Regions from separate parts of the Homo sapiens genome. Here region 1 is linked to region 2. A link is a contact called in ENCODE Hi-C data. All regions are on one chromosome and are shown on one strand. Each heading gives the region's core, a stretch centred on a gene start or an enhancer-like site at or near the end of the contact. The rest is flanking DNA. Distances are from core to core; before and after follow the strand shown. Region 1 has its middle 22 kb from the start of ERICH3. Region 2 holds the start of LINC02238 (long intergenic non-protein coding RNA 2238).

What was found. Hi-C counts contacts between places; a loop is a spot of excess contacts on that map. Pooled maps may share reads with other maps.
Region 1: a loop to region 2 is called in a pooled map, with 3 times the contacts of the local background. The contact joins the enhancer-like site here to the promoter of LINC02238 in region 2. A Hi-C loop is called at or near these places in 1 of 168 maps with a recorded cell type or tissue (endothelial cell of umbilical vein), 2 of 37 single-sample maps with no recorded cell type and 16 of 50 pooled maps.

Annotation. Positions count from the first base shown.
Region 1 is chr1:74,691,973-74,698,657 of GRCh38, forward strand. No RefSeq gene overlaps it. Among named protein-coding and RNA genes, the nearest start is that of ERICH3, 22 kb to the left of the region's middle. Within about 2 kb of position 1,684, at least 2 of the 41 ENCODE cell types and tissues checked have a DNase peak (open chromatin) inside an H3K27ac peak, as active enhancers do.
Region 2 is chr1:73,670,139-73,677,044 of GRCh38, forward strand. It overlaps LINC02238 (long intergenic non-protein coding RNA 2238), which reads left to right and starts at 4,541. Exons shown (of 4, transcript NR_146300.1): 1 at 4,541-4,638.

The DNA.
Region 1 (6,685 bases), core at 434-2,933, 1.0 Mb after region 2:
GCCAGCTAATGTAATTAGAACTATCACCTGGGAAAACATATCCTACAATAAGCAAGGAAGCTGAATTATTTCTATCTACAAAAATATTTGATCAGAAAATAAAAATTATGTTTATTATAAAGTCTATTTTTTAATCATCTGCTTAAAATCTGCAACATGTATTTCAGAGGCTAATTTAAATGCCATCTGGTGGCATTTATTCATATTTTGGAATTTTATATCAATCTGAATAAATTTTAAGAATTGAAAAAATAAAATGATAAAAATAAAATTTCTTATAAGAACCAGATTTGGCTACGTAATATTGATTTCTTCATTGGAATGATTACCACATCCTGATCTACAAAATAATGAGCTTCCATGAGGGTCATGTAAATAAGCAGTATTGCCAATGTACAAGTGTCCTATATCAAACCTGCAAGGGGTAATTGTCTATAATTCAGCCTCCTACAAGTTTGGACATGCTTTACATGTAGCCAAGTGGATGAAAATATGAGATAAACTAGTTTATCTTGTGATGTTAAAAAATGAAAGAAAACTATTTTAAGTATATTTGAATTTTTCAATGTAGGTAATCATCATTGGAAAGATGGTTTAAAATTAAACTTTATTTCATATAGCCATACAAATTTCACTATTGGTTTTACAGAAATGTTTACTCCGTTTTGAATAAGACCACACAGGTATATCTCCTTAAGAATTACAGATACAATGTGTTATATTACAAGATACATAAACTGTTGAATGAATGAATTAATGTCATCAGCTTAATGACTGAGTTGGGCTAGATTATGATATTTCTTTCAAACACAAGATTACACCAAAGCCCCATCATCTTTCACTGGATTATTGCAGTGGCCTCTAAGTGGTCTTCCATTGTCTGTTCCCTACACAGCAGCCAGAGTGGTCTTGTTAAAACCCAGCTTAGATTGTGTATTTCCTGAATACCCTCCTATGACTGCCAGTGATGAATAGTGAGTGGTTTGAGTGGATTGCCACTTACTGGGTCTCAGCATCTACTGGAGCATCTTAGCCTGCCACCCTGTATAGCGAATGCTAGAATGCCAAAGTTTCTTTTAAAGTTTTTAAAAATTGTTATATATTTAAGAGACACAAGTGCAGATTTCTTTTTTTTTTTTTTTTGAGATGGAGTCTCACTCTCTCGCCTAGGCTGGAGTGCAGTGGCGCGATCTCGGCTCACTGCAAGCTCCGCCTCCTGGGTTCACGCCATTCTCCCGCCTCAGCCTCCCGAGTAGCTGGGACTACAGGTGCCCACCACCATGCCCGGCTAATTTTTTATGTTTTTAGTAGAGACGGGGTTTCACCGTCTTAGCCAGGATGGTCTCGATCTCCTGACCTTGTGTTCCGCCCGCCTCGGCCTCCCAAAGCAGATTTCTTATACTTGTTATTCCTTCTGCCTGGAAAGCTCTGTATCCGGATATCTGTCCACAGGACTGACTTCCTCATTTCCTTTAGGTCTCCTGTTCAAATATCATCTTTCCTGACTATGCTGCATAAAAATAGCAACTGCTCCTGATATTCTCTTGACCCCTTGCTCTATTTCATGTTTCTTTGTAGCTCTTCTCGTCGCTGGACAGTGTACTTGCCTGTCTATCTGCTTATTGTCAGTCTTTCTCCATTGAAATGCAAATTCCATGAAACCAGAGTATTTGTCACTGAAGTATAACCTACCTGCAGAACAATGTCTGGCTCAGAGTAAGGGTTTAACAAATACTTGTTAAATGAGTAATATTTACTTGAAACATTTATGGAAGATTTAGTCAGATGGAAAAGCAAAAGGTTTTTACAACTTGTCAACCACTTACTATGAGGAAAGTACTATTTTCTATCTTATGTGAGGCAAAAGATCACAGACCCATTCCTGAATAAATGAACAGAACAGTGGGAGTCAAATGTCAATAAATAATTGTAATCCATTAATTCATTCAATCTTTATTTATTGAACATTAAGTAGAAGGCGGCTAGATTTTTCAAATCTTTTCTATGTGCCAGGCATCAGGCAAAAACATAATAAGGTTTGTTTAATATATCTTTCATAACAATCAAATAAGTAACTATTATCCCTGATTTACAACCAAAAAAACCTGAGGCTTTCCAAGGATATCCTGCTAGAGTCCAAGGTTGCCACACTACTGAAAAATAAAGACTATACCCTAGTTCTGTCTCATCCTATATTGTTACGGTACTGAAAGGAACACAGAGAAAAGCCACCTGATCATTAGTGAGGTCAGAAAAGCCTTCTAAGTAAAAGTAACACCTACGGTAAACCTTCAAAAGTAATATACTGAAATTAGGCAAAGAAAGGAGAGAGAGTAAGGCATCCTGGCCTGAAGAAATAACATCTGTGAATTATTGTGATATTGTAATTTCCATGAAGAGAGAAACACAGGTCTTAGTGCCTTTGTCTTTAATAATAAAGTAGATTGAAATTTAACTGTCTGAATTTGTTACTAAAATATAAATATACACCCCTCTAGAAACAATGACAGAATGAGTTAATATGTGATATAACTCAATCAGGCAATGCAAATAATCAGCATGAAGGAATTACCTATAAGCACAAGACTGACGAACATCTAGTATTCCAGATTTTAACAAAAGAGATATGATTGCCTATAAACAACTTTTCCCATTTGTAGTATATAATTAAATAACTTATGTGGCAATTAAATTACATGCCAATTAAACAGAATTGCAAGTGCTAACATAACAAGTTAAAACAAGTGGAAGTTATTACTGAAACACATCAATTGCTTTTTTCTACTAAGTTGAATTGACATTTAAAAAATTAACACTGACCTATGTTATGCACTTTCAGTATTTAGAATGTGAGTTAGGCTGTTAAAAGTTTTAAAGGTAAAAAATTGAAAAAGGGTAAAAGAAGTAGATTCTTGTTTCACCTAAATAAAATAATAAACAAAAATAATTTTTAATAGATTGGTTTTACTTATTTTTTAATTCCTTTTTTTCTCTGAATAATCAAAAATAAGCTTTACTTTGAAGTAAGATGGCAGGTGCCCAGAGCTAAGCTTTGATTGCACATAAAACCAGCTTTTTCATACTTGATCCAAATGTCAAATGTCAAATTTCTACTTTACAGTTAATGTACAAACATGTATATATACACCTCTGTGTGTTCTTCTGTGATACAATTTAAATTTCAGATTAAATGTGTATACATACATATGTATGTATATATATACACACACATACATACACAAATATATTAACTTTTATTTAAAGTTCAGGGGTATATGTGCAGGTTTGTTACATAGGTAAACTTATGTCCTACAGGTTTGTTGTACAGATTATTTCATTGCCCAGGTATTGAGCCTAGTTCCCATTATTTTTTCTGACCCTCTCCCTCCTCCCACCCTCCATACTCTGACAAGCCCCAGTGTGTGTTGTTCCCCTCTGTGTCCATGTGTTCTTATTATTAACTCCCACTTATAAGGGAGAACGTGTGGTATTTGGTTTTCTGATCTTATGTTAGTTTGCTAAGGATAATGGCCTCCAGCTCCATCCATGTCCCTGCAAAGGACATGATCTCATTCTTTTTTATAGATGCACAGTATTCTGTGGTGTATATGTACCACATTTTCTTTATCCATTCTATCATTGATGAGCATTTAGGTTGATTCCACATCTTTGCTTATTGTGAATAGTGCTGCAGTAAACATATGTGTGCATGTGTCTATAATGGAATGATTTATATTCCTTTAGGTATATACCCAGTAATGGGATTGCTGGGTCAAATGATATTTCTATCTTTAGGTCTTTGAGGAATCACCATACTGTCTTCCACAAAGGTTGAACTGATCTACACTCCCACCAACACTGTATAAGCATTCCCTTTCTCCACAACCTCACCAGCATCTGTTATCTTTTGACTTTTTTTTTGGGGGGGGGGGTGGGGGAAGGAGTCTTGCTCTGTTGCCAGACTAGAGTGCAGTGGTGTGATCTTGACTCACTGCAACCTCCACCTCTCGGGTTCATGCGATTCTCCTGCCTCAGCCTCCTGAGTAGCTGGGATTACAGGCATCCGCCACCACGCCCAGCAAATTTTTTGTATTTTTAGTGGAGACGGGGTTTCACCATGTTGACCAGGCTGGTCTTGAACTCCTGATCTCATGTTATCCACCCGTGTCAGCCTCTGACTGGTGTGAGATGGTATCTCATTGTGGTTTTGCTTTGGATTTCTCTAATGATCAGTGACATATTAATCCTGAGAGAGAAAATTGTACAGGTAGGAAAACCTGGCCTGTTATAATCTTTCACTCATCAAACTTGAGTGCCTGGGGTATGCTAGGTCTTATCCATCATCTCAAGTTGCTTAAATTCTAGGGCAAAAAAAGTTAAAATTAAAATGAAAATATTCATTCCTCCTGATAAGCAACTGCACGAGTTTTACCTAGTCCATCTTTTTGTCTATTGTGAGGTTTATAGCAATTCCCTTTCCATCATGACTGGAGTGACATCTGATGAATAGCTGCTCCCACATTTCACTAACCTTCCAAGGGGAAAGATGCCTATCTCATCTTCTAAATACTGCACACAAAGACATACACAGATCATCCTAAAACTAATCAAATGATTAATTTTCAAATTTACTCAGAGAAAAGGTAATAAATGGAAATAAATGGCATGAGCAGAACTAGAGGCAGGAGAGTGCTGGGTTTGAAGGGCAAATTGGAGGGGGAGGCAGAACAGCACCTGCTCCTTATGATTGGCTACATCTACAATATACGAAGTAGTGAAAAAGCTGGAAGTTGAAGGTAGATTACAAGTTCCATCCAGGGCTAGGTTTCAATGAGTGACTTTTGAAGAAGGATGGTGATTCAAGATAATTGAGGGTACTTTAGTGACCAACTTAAGCTTGGTGGGATGTGAGAGCTGCTTAGGGCCTTTGGACTGAGATTGGCAATGAAAGATCAAATGAAGAGAGGGACTGAATGAGGTCAAAGAGCAGGGAAAATTGAAATGAGGGAAAATGATTGATACAGTCTGAATGTTTGCATGCCCCCCAAATTTACAGGTACAAGCACCTAGCGCCAAGGTGATGGTACTAGGAGGTGGGGTCTTTGGGAGGTGATTAGGTCATGAGTACCCAGAGAGCTAGCTCTGCCCTTCCACCATGTGAGGACACAATGAGAAGGCACCATCCATGAACCAGAAAGCACATCCTTGCCAGACACTGAATCTGTCGGACCCTTGATCTCGTATTTCCCAGCTTCCAGAACTGTTAGGAATAAATCTCTGTTGTTTAGAAGCCACCCAGTCTAAGGGACTTTGTTATAACAGCCCAAATGGACTAAGAACATGATTTTAATATCCACAACATTTTTTTTTTTTTTTTGAGATGGAGTCTCGCTCTGTCACCCAGGCTGGAGTGCAGTGGCATGATCTCAGCTCACTGCAACCTCCTTCTCCCAGGTTCAAGTGATTCTCCTGCCTCAGCCTCCTGAGTAGCTGGGACTACAGGCACATGCCACCATGCCTGGCTAATTTTTTTTTTTTTTTTGTATTTTTAGTAGAGACAGGGTTTCACTGTGTTAGCCAGGATGTTCTCAATCTCCTGACCCCGTGATCCGCTCGCCTCAGCCTCCTGAAGTGCTGGGATTACAGGTGTGAGCCACTGTGCCCCACCCACAAATGTATTTCAGAGGTTAATTTAAACACCATCTGGAAGCTCTGGAAGCTCTGCCCTAGAACCTGATTTCCTCCCTCTCTAATGAGTTTAGAAAGGTGTGCAACCTAATTTCTAGTCCTCACCACCTGGGGGTTAACGGGTAGGGCAAATGAGGCCACAGAAATAGTAATAATGCAAATTCTATTATTCAGTGACCCCAGTGCCTGGTTCAGGGTATAGAGTTCCCTGAAAAATCTTCTCCAAGTATTTCTGGGGGTCCAGGGCTCTCTAGACCCAGTTTACTTTTCCTGGTCTTGCAGCTGCTAAGTCTTGCTCCTCTGCTTCTCCAAGTAGCAGCACCTAAGTGCTGCTACTTTTCCACTGTGCATTCAGTCTGGAAGGGGTTCTTGGCAGAGGGATGAATTAAGAATGACTGCCAGGCTTGGCTAACTAGGTACACAGTGTCTTTATACACTGAGATACGAAATACAGGAAGTAGAACAGGTTTGTTATTGGGGATAATTTGATTTGGAACATGTCGATTTTGAGAAGTTTTTAAAACATCTGAGTGATAACCAGTTGTCAGTCTAATATATGGACCTTAGGGCCTAGAACAGGCTAGAGATAAAGGCTTGAGGGTCACCAATACCCAGTGATACTGAGGCCTGGTTCAGATGCCAGTCAGAGGGAATGCATAGAGGAAAAATAAAAAACAGAAAGTAAAGCACAGCAACATTTAAAAAGCAAGTGGAAGAAGTGACGCTTGCAAATAAAGCTGAGAAGGTCCAGAAGTAGCAGGAGAATGATATTTTGGAAGTCAGGATGGGAAAGACATTGAGATGTTTATATTTTTAGGAAGAAGATGAAGATACAAGATCCAGGGGCTGATTAAGCAAAGTTCATGCAGAGGCCAGAGCAATGAGATTTAGAGAAACTGTGCTTAGTAAGAAGGAGGGCCATCACTTTCAGTGAAGCAGGAGAATGGGATAAAAGAATGCAAATAAATTTTTAAGTGTGAATAGGATTATTTCCTTC
Region 2 (6,906 bases), core at 3,291-5,790:
ACAAAATGATGTGTATTCATCATGCAAAGTAGAGATATGAGTGTGTGTTTTAATGATCTAGTCAACTTCTGAATTTGGAACATATGGCAAAGATAGGAAAAAAATATGATCTGACTATAAATTTGCTGATCAGTTGGTACTATGAATATATTGCTCTACACATCTTGGGGACTTGAGAAATGTTCATTTAAAAAATGAAATTGAAAACCTGTTTTTTCAAATGTTCCCTTATCACATTCATACAATTTTGGTCATAGAGTATGCATATTAACAATTGCAAAGAAGAAATTTAATTATGAGAAGACACTGATGTGCTGAAAAGATCACTGGCTTGAAGTCGGATAGCTCTGGATTCCAGTGCTGGCTTTTTTACTAGAGTTATGTGACCTTGAAAAAATATGTATTGAAAGTCATTTTCTTCATTTAAAATGCTAGGATAGTACAATATAACTCATTGTCATTGGGTTCTTGGAAGGATTAGCTTAGATATCACACATAAAAAACACTTAGAAAAAATCTGTGCCAGATGTGGTGGCACACACCTGTAATCCCAGCTACTTGGGAGGCTGAGGCAGGAGAATCACTTGAACCTGGGAGGTGGAGGTTGCAGTGAGCCAAGATTGCACCATTGCACTCCAGCCTGGGCAACAAGAGCAAAACTCGGTCTCAAAAAAAAAAAAAAACCCAAATCCGTGCCCTCTAAATTAAAATAAAACATTACAAAAACATAGGTCTGAATTAACTTGTCAATAATGTAGCCATTAATATTGAATATTTACTATTAACATAATCAGAATGAATCTGATACGGTTCGACTGTGTGCCCGTGCAAATCTCATTTTGAATTGTAGCTCTCATAATTCCCACCTGTTGGGAGAGAGACCCTGTGGGAGATAATTGAATCATGGAGGCGGTTTCCTTCATGTTGTTCTCACGGTAGTGAATAAATCTCATGAAATCTAATGGTTTTATTAAGGGGAAATCCCTTTCACTCGGCTCTCTCTTTTCACCTGCCACCATGTAAGACATGCCTTTTGCTTTCTGCCATGATTGTGAGGCCTCCCCACCTACGTGGAACTGTGACTACATTAAACCTATTTTTCTTTATAAATTACCCAGTTTCAGGTATGCCTTTATCATTAGTGTGAGAACAGGCTAATACAAAATCATCTGTGTGACTATGGGTTTTTTGTTTGTTTGTTTGTTTTTTGAGATGCAGTTTCACTCTGTTGCCCAAGCTGGAGTACAGTGGTGCAATCCTGGCTTACTGCAACCTCTGCCTCTCAGGTTCAAGTGATTCTCCTGCCTCAGACTCCTGAGTAACTGGACTTACAGGTGCATGCCAAGATGCTCAGCTAATTTTTTGTATTATTAGTAGAGACTGGGTTTCACCATGTTGGCCAGGCTGGTCTCAAACTCCTGACCTCAAGTGATCCACCCACCTCAGCCCCCAAAATGCTGGGATTACAGGTGTGAGCCACCATGCTCAGCCTTCTGTGTGATCATATTTAAAACAAACATGGAAACACAAAGCAAAATTAAAATAAACAAACAAAAACAACAGCAACACCAAAAGAATGACCTCATTAGTTTTAATAAGCTCAAGAGATGGTTTCCATAATTCTATACTAAGACCACAAGTATCACTGGAAATATGTTGTTGAATATGTACTAAACGCCAATAATAATTATGCCATTCTTCTTCTTCAGCTGTTCAGTTTGAAATAATGTTGGGTTTACTGAAAAGTCACAAAAAATATTAGGGAGAAATTCCATATACCATACACTCAGATACACCTATTTTTATTTTACTACATTTGCTTTATAATTCATATAAATATATATACATCACACTTATACATAAACACGTCAATGTATGACCATTTTATTTATCTATATATATAAATAGTTGTTCAAGTTTATTTTTTATTTTTGCGCCGCTTGAGAATAGATTACAAACGTCGTGTAACCTTATCCATTAATACTGTAGTATATATTTCCAAGGAAGAAAGGTATGTTTTGTATTTCAAAATAAATTAATTTAACATTGATATGTTTACCTTATCTATAACCCACATTCTAATTTTCTCAATAACTTCTTTAGATTAACTGAATAAGTCTCCATGAGCACAGGTAATAATAAATAAATGCATAACCAACTAACTAAAGTAGTTAATTAACAATGAAGAAAGGAATGTGGATAAATTGTAGAATTAGATAAGCAACACTTTGCAACCAACATAGTAATAATTGATATGGGCAAGAATTTAAACAGAAATTTGATAATCACATGGGGAAAAAAGTCAAGCAAATTGAGCAAAATTGACATTACCAGACAGACATCACATACCTCCAGATAAAGTACCCTAAAAAAAGGACACAACAAAGTTTTTGTGGTATTTCTACTGGGAAGCATAAATCAAACTTAATCATGAAATAATATTAAATCATTTATTTTTTAAAAGAAACTTGTAGCAACATCAATTCAGCTGTTATCATCCTATTTTCTAGGCCTAGCACCAGAGACACTTTCCAGAGAAGAATTTGACTTTTCTTTTGCCCCAGACTGGCAAGCATTTAGCATCACGCTGGATGCAGATTATGACTGAGCTCTGGAAGAATTCTTTAAGGAATCAGAGTGGTAGTTGCTTATAATACTCAAGGTCTGTGACTTGTAGGCCTTTTCCTCAACTTGGAGAACGTAAACTAGAAAATAGGAAATTAATAGTTCCTAAAAATAGGCATATATTGCTAGCCATTTTCTCATTAATAATTGTTCCAGAGACAAAAATTTCAACCAAAATTTGCTCAAGCAGCATGTTGTATAGATGGAGAATGTATATGATTCTACCCGTCTGTCAAATTCATAAGTAAAACGACACTCTGCCATGCAAATTAAAACAAACATGCAATGCAGAGAGTGGTTAACTATATTCTCCCCTTCAAGTATATCATAGTCTTATGCACTTGAAAGGAGAATATCACTAAAATTATTTTGAAAATAAAAGTATATCTTTCCAAATCAACATTCTTGTGTATTTATTGAACACCTGCTTACCTGTCAGAGGACTGTAAACTGTACTGAGATCACTATTTAAACCAGTTATAGAGATTACCGTTGGAAGTGGAGAATCAGTTCTCACCAAATACTCTGAGTTAATATTCAAGTCAGCTCATACTTTCTAAGATTATTAAACTAACATCTTCCTACAAATAGCTTATTCTCATCTTTCATTAGGAGGAAAATTAGTCCTGAGTCCTCCTACCTCCCGGTACCTATCACTCACCTCTTAGTACAATGTTAGATCCTGGGTCCTTCTATCTTTCTGTACCTGTCACACTTATTTGTCGTGGTTTGGTAGCGCTTAAGAAAATAATAGAATGCAGATTACCTCTGTTTTATATTTATAATGAAAACTGCATTGTGAGTCTGGTCACTGGTCAGTTGTACAATACCCCCTTCCTATATGATTTGGGGGATTTAAATACTGACTATGACCTGCTGAGATTTGGGGTTGTGTAATTTTTTTTCTGCTTCTTTGGCTCTCTCTGGGTCTATTATATTATGACTTGTTTGTTCTCTGTCTGTCCTCTGCCTGTCACTTAAGACTGAAACGACACCTCTTATGCTAAACTGATAACATCAGTATGTGCACCTTTCCTGAAGTTTAAATATAGACCTCATGGCTATACTGTATTTTTAATAGATAAAAATTATTCATTCACTGTAATTACTAAGTGAACTTTTAATACAGGCCATTTCCCTTCTTACCCTCACAGCAATTACCCGCTGTATATGACTGAAAACAATAGCATCCTTTTAAAACCAAAATGGCGATTGATACATATTAGATGCAGAACTATATTGTTTGCAGGTTAGTAACTGTGGGAAGACTGTATTCTTATCTGTTTAATTAATGATGTAGGCTTTTATATTTGGCTTTCATAAGAAATCTGTTGCCTGGTAACAGATTTGCCTGTGGGCTCCCAGAAGAAGCTGGGCTTTCTAAGCAAAGCACCCTGTTGTCTTATAAATAGGGCAGTAAAGCTTGCTCAGACATGCCTTAGGCATTCAGCAGTTCTTTTCCTGTACAAGTATCTGATTCCAGCTGGGAGGTTTCCTTCACCAGACACACTCAAGTGGACAAAGAAAAAGAATAGCCCCAATTTCCATTTTAGCCTAATACTATGAAGAAAGAGAAGAGACCAGAGAGATATTTGTTCTCATTTCCCAAACTGGCAAAATAAACTACTTTAGAGAAGTATTAATTAGCTGAAAATAAAAATCAATTATAATTCCTGGACATTTAGCTTTAGGACAAACTAAAGCACAGTGGGACAATGGCAAGCAGTGTAATCAAAACAGAAACACTGAAAAAAATCCTATTTATAAAAATGGATTCTATAAGTTATGTATCTCTGAGCACGAGAAAAGGTTTTGTTCAGTCGGGGTAACTATCCCCTAAGCTACCTTTTATCACTTGTATGAAATTACCTTCTATTTTTTTCTGTACAGCTATTGGTTGGTTTGCTTGTTCTCTATGCCAATACAAGTTCCAAGAGGGTAGGATGCTTTCCCTGTTTTTCTTCATCTATGCTCACAATACCTAGAACAGAAGATGACACAGGTATGTGCCCAGTAAGTGCTTTCTGAATAAAAGTACTTTAAATAGTCTATGAGCTCTTTAAGGACAGAGGCAACGTAAAATTCCAAGGTTTTTTTAATTGGTTTTAGTTTTGTTTTATTTTTAAATTTTCACTGCCCAGCACATGATTGTTTTTCAATTAAGTTCTATTAAATGAATGGTAGCATGAGTGAATGGATGGATAGCTGAGTGGGTGGAGGGATGGATGGATGGATGGATGAATGGATGGATGGGATGAATGAATAAATGAAGAAATAAATGAGTGAATGAAGAAAAGAAAGAAGGAAGGAATAATGAAACCTCTTTCCTGGTGAAAACTGAGTTAAAAGCTACTAACATAAAAGGACACCATCTAGTGGTGACTAAATAACAACAGGTGAAAGTAGAAAGCAGACAGTACTGAGGACGTGCTCGAGAAACCAATTTTGACATAATCACTAAATGACTGTGGGTGTGTGGAAGGATCAAAATTGTTGCCATATATTCTAAGAATTTACTATAATTCATATAATCACTAAAATCTGTTTCAAATACATATTTTTACCATTTTAAATTTAGCTACTACTTACTGAGTGCTTAATATATTCTAGGTACTATTTTCAAATTATTTCTAATCTTTAACATATATCTTCTTTCATTCACACTGAGAAAATTAAGACAGGCAAAGACTAAGAGATTTGCAAAGCCTCCATATAAACTAAGTAAAATATACCTGTGCTGTGTAAAATATACCCATGTTTTGCAAAATAAATTGAGGAGAAGCATTCTATATATATATGTATTTAAATGATATCAAAATCCAAGTAAATGTTAAGGGTCTAAAGTAAATTTAATATTTAGAATTTACCTGCAACATGGAAAAAATATTGACCATAAAAATGCTAAATCTTTCTTTATCTTAATATCCTGGAATATTTACTTAAGAAGGCAGAAAAATCTTACAAGAATTATATACTAGGTAAGCATGTGTGATGTTTTGTTACTGTTGTTATTGTTATTTTTGTTTTTTGGTATAAATAGTAAAGATTTGATGTCTACATGAAGTACACATAAAAAGTTTAGTCAAATTTTTGGCAAATTAGAGCATTTATTAAGAATGGTTAAAGTCTCAATTATAGAGTATCGAATTTTGGGGGTACTATTAAATATTTCAATACTACCTTCAATTCCTTTAATTACTGCTTAGAGATTTACTAGTAGTTATTTTGTAAAGGGGAGGAGCTTTATAAACAAATGTAAATGACTTTAATGTATCCTATGCTAGCACCACAGCAATGATTTATATTAATATCACGTGTCTCAAAGTAAATAATACCTTCTTTTTCTTAAGGCAAGAGTTATTTCTTAAAGTACATTTGTATTTCTAAGCTACATAATTGGCTCTGTTAAAACAGTGGAATAGAAAGAAGTGAAAAATTAAACTCATTTAATAGAAAATATTTTCTCTGTTCTTGAAAATATCTAATCACATCATATATACTAGTGTTGCAACCTGCATGAAGTAGCAAGTAAAATACCCATCTTTCTTTCTATACATTTATAATAGTTCGCTCCCAAAATAGCCATTTTGTTGCAGCTGTCATGTTGGAAGCACATCAACTTACTAGCAAGTCTAGGAGGGGATAGTAAGAAACGATGGCAAAGCAATGGTTTCAGAAATATAATGTCACAGATTGAGCCACGTGAAACAGAGCAACCCAACTCATTTAATGTAGTATAAGTAAAACTGTTTTATATAAATTTATTTCTTGAAATTCAACTCTTGATTTTGAAGCAAAGCCCATAATCTAAAACTCAGTACCCTCTAAAATGTTATAATACTTTATCATTTATACCATCTGGCCCTTCTGAAAATAGGAGTCTTTCTTATTCCTGGAACTCATAAATCTGTTCATTCAAATATATATCATCATTAATAAGTAATTAATAAATATATATCTATCAAATAAGACTAAAAGTCTTCATTTGCTTTTATTATGCCCTTAGTGATACATCTTTGTAATGCTAAATAAGCTGCTACAGTAGTAGTAGCACTAAGTCATTGTGGTTAAGCATGCAGACTAGAATCAGGCTGCCCCAGTTCTAGCACTTGTTAATATTGTGACCTTAGCATTACCATTTTGCATTTTCACAGGCTCATAAAATTAAGATAATAAAAATATATCTGTCTTATGGGATTGCTCTAAAGATTAAGTAAGACCAATGATGTGAGGTATCATTATTAGCTAATTCCAATAGGATAAAAGTAGCATATAAAATAT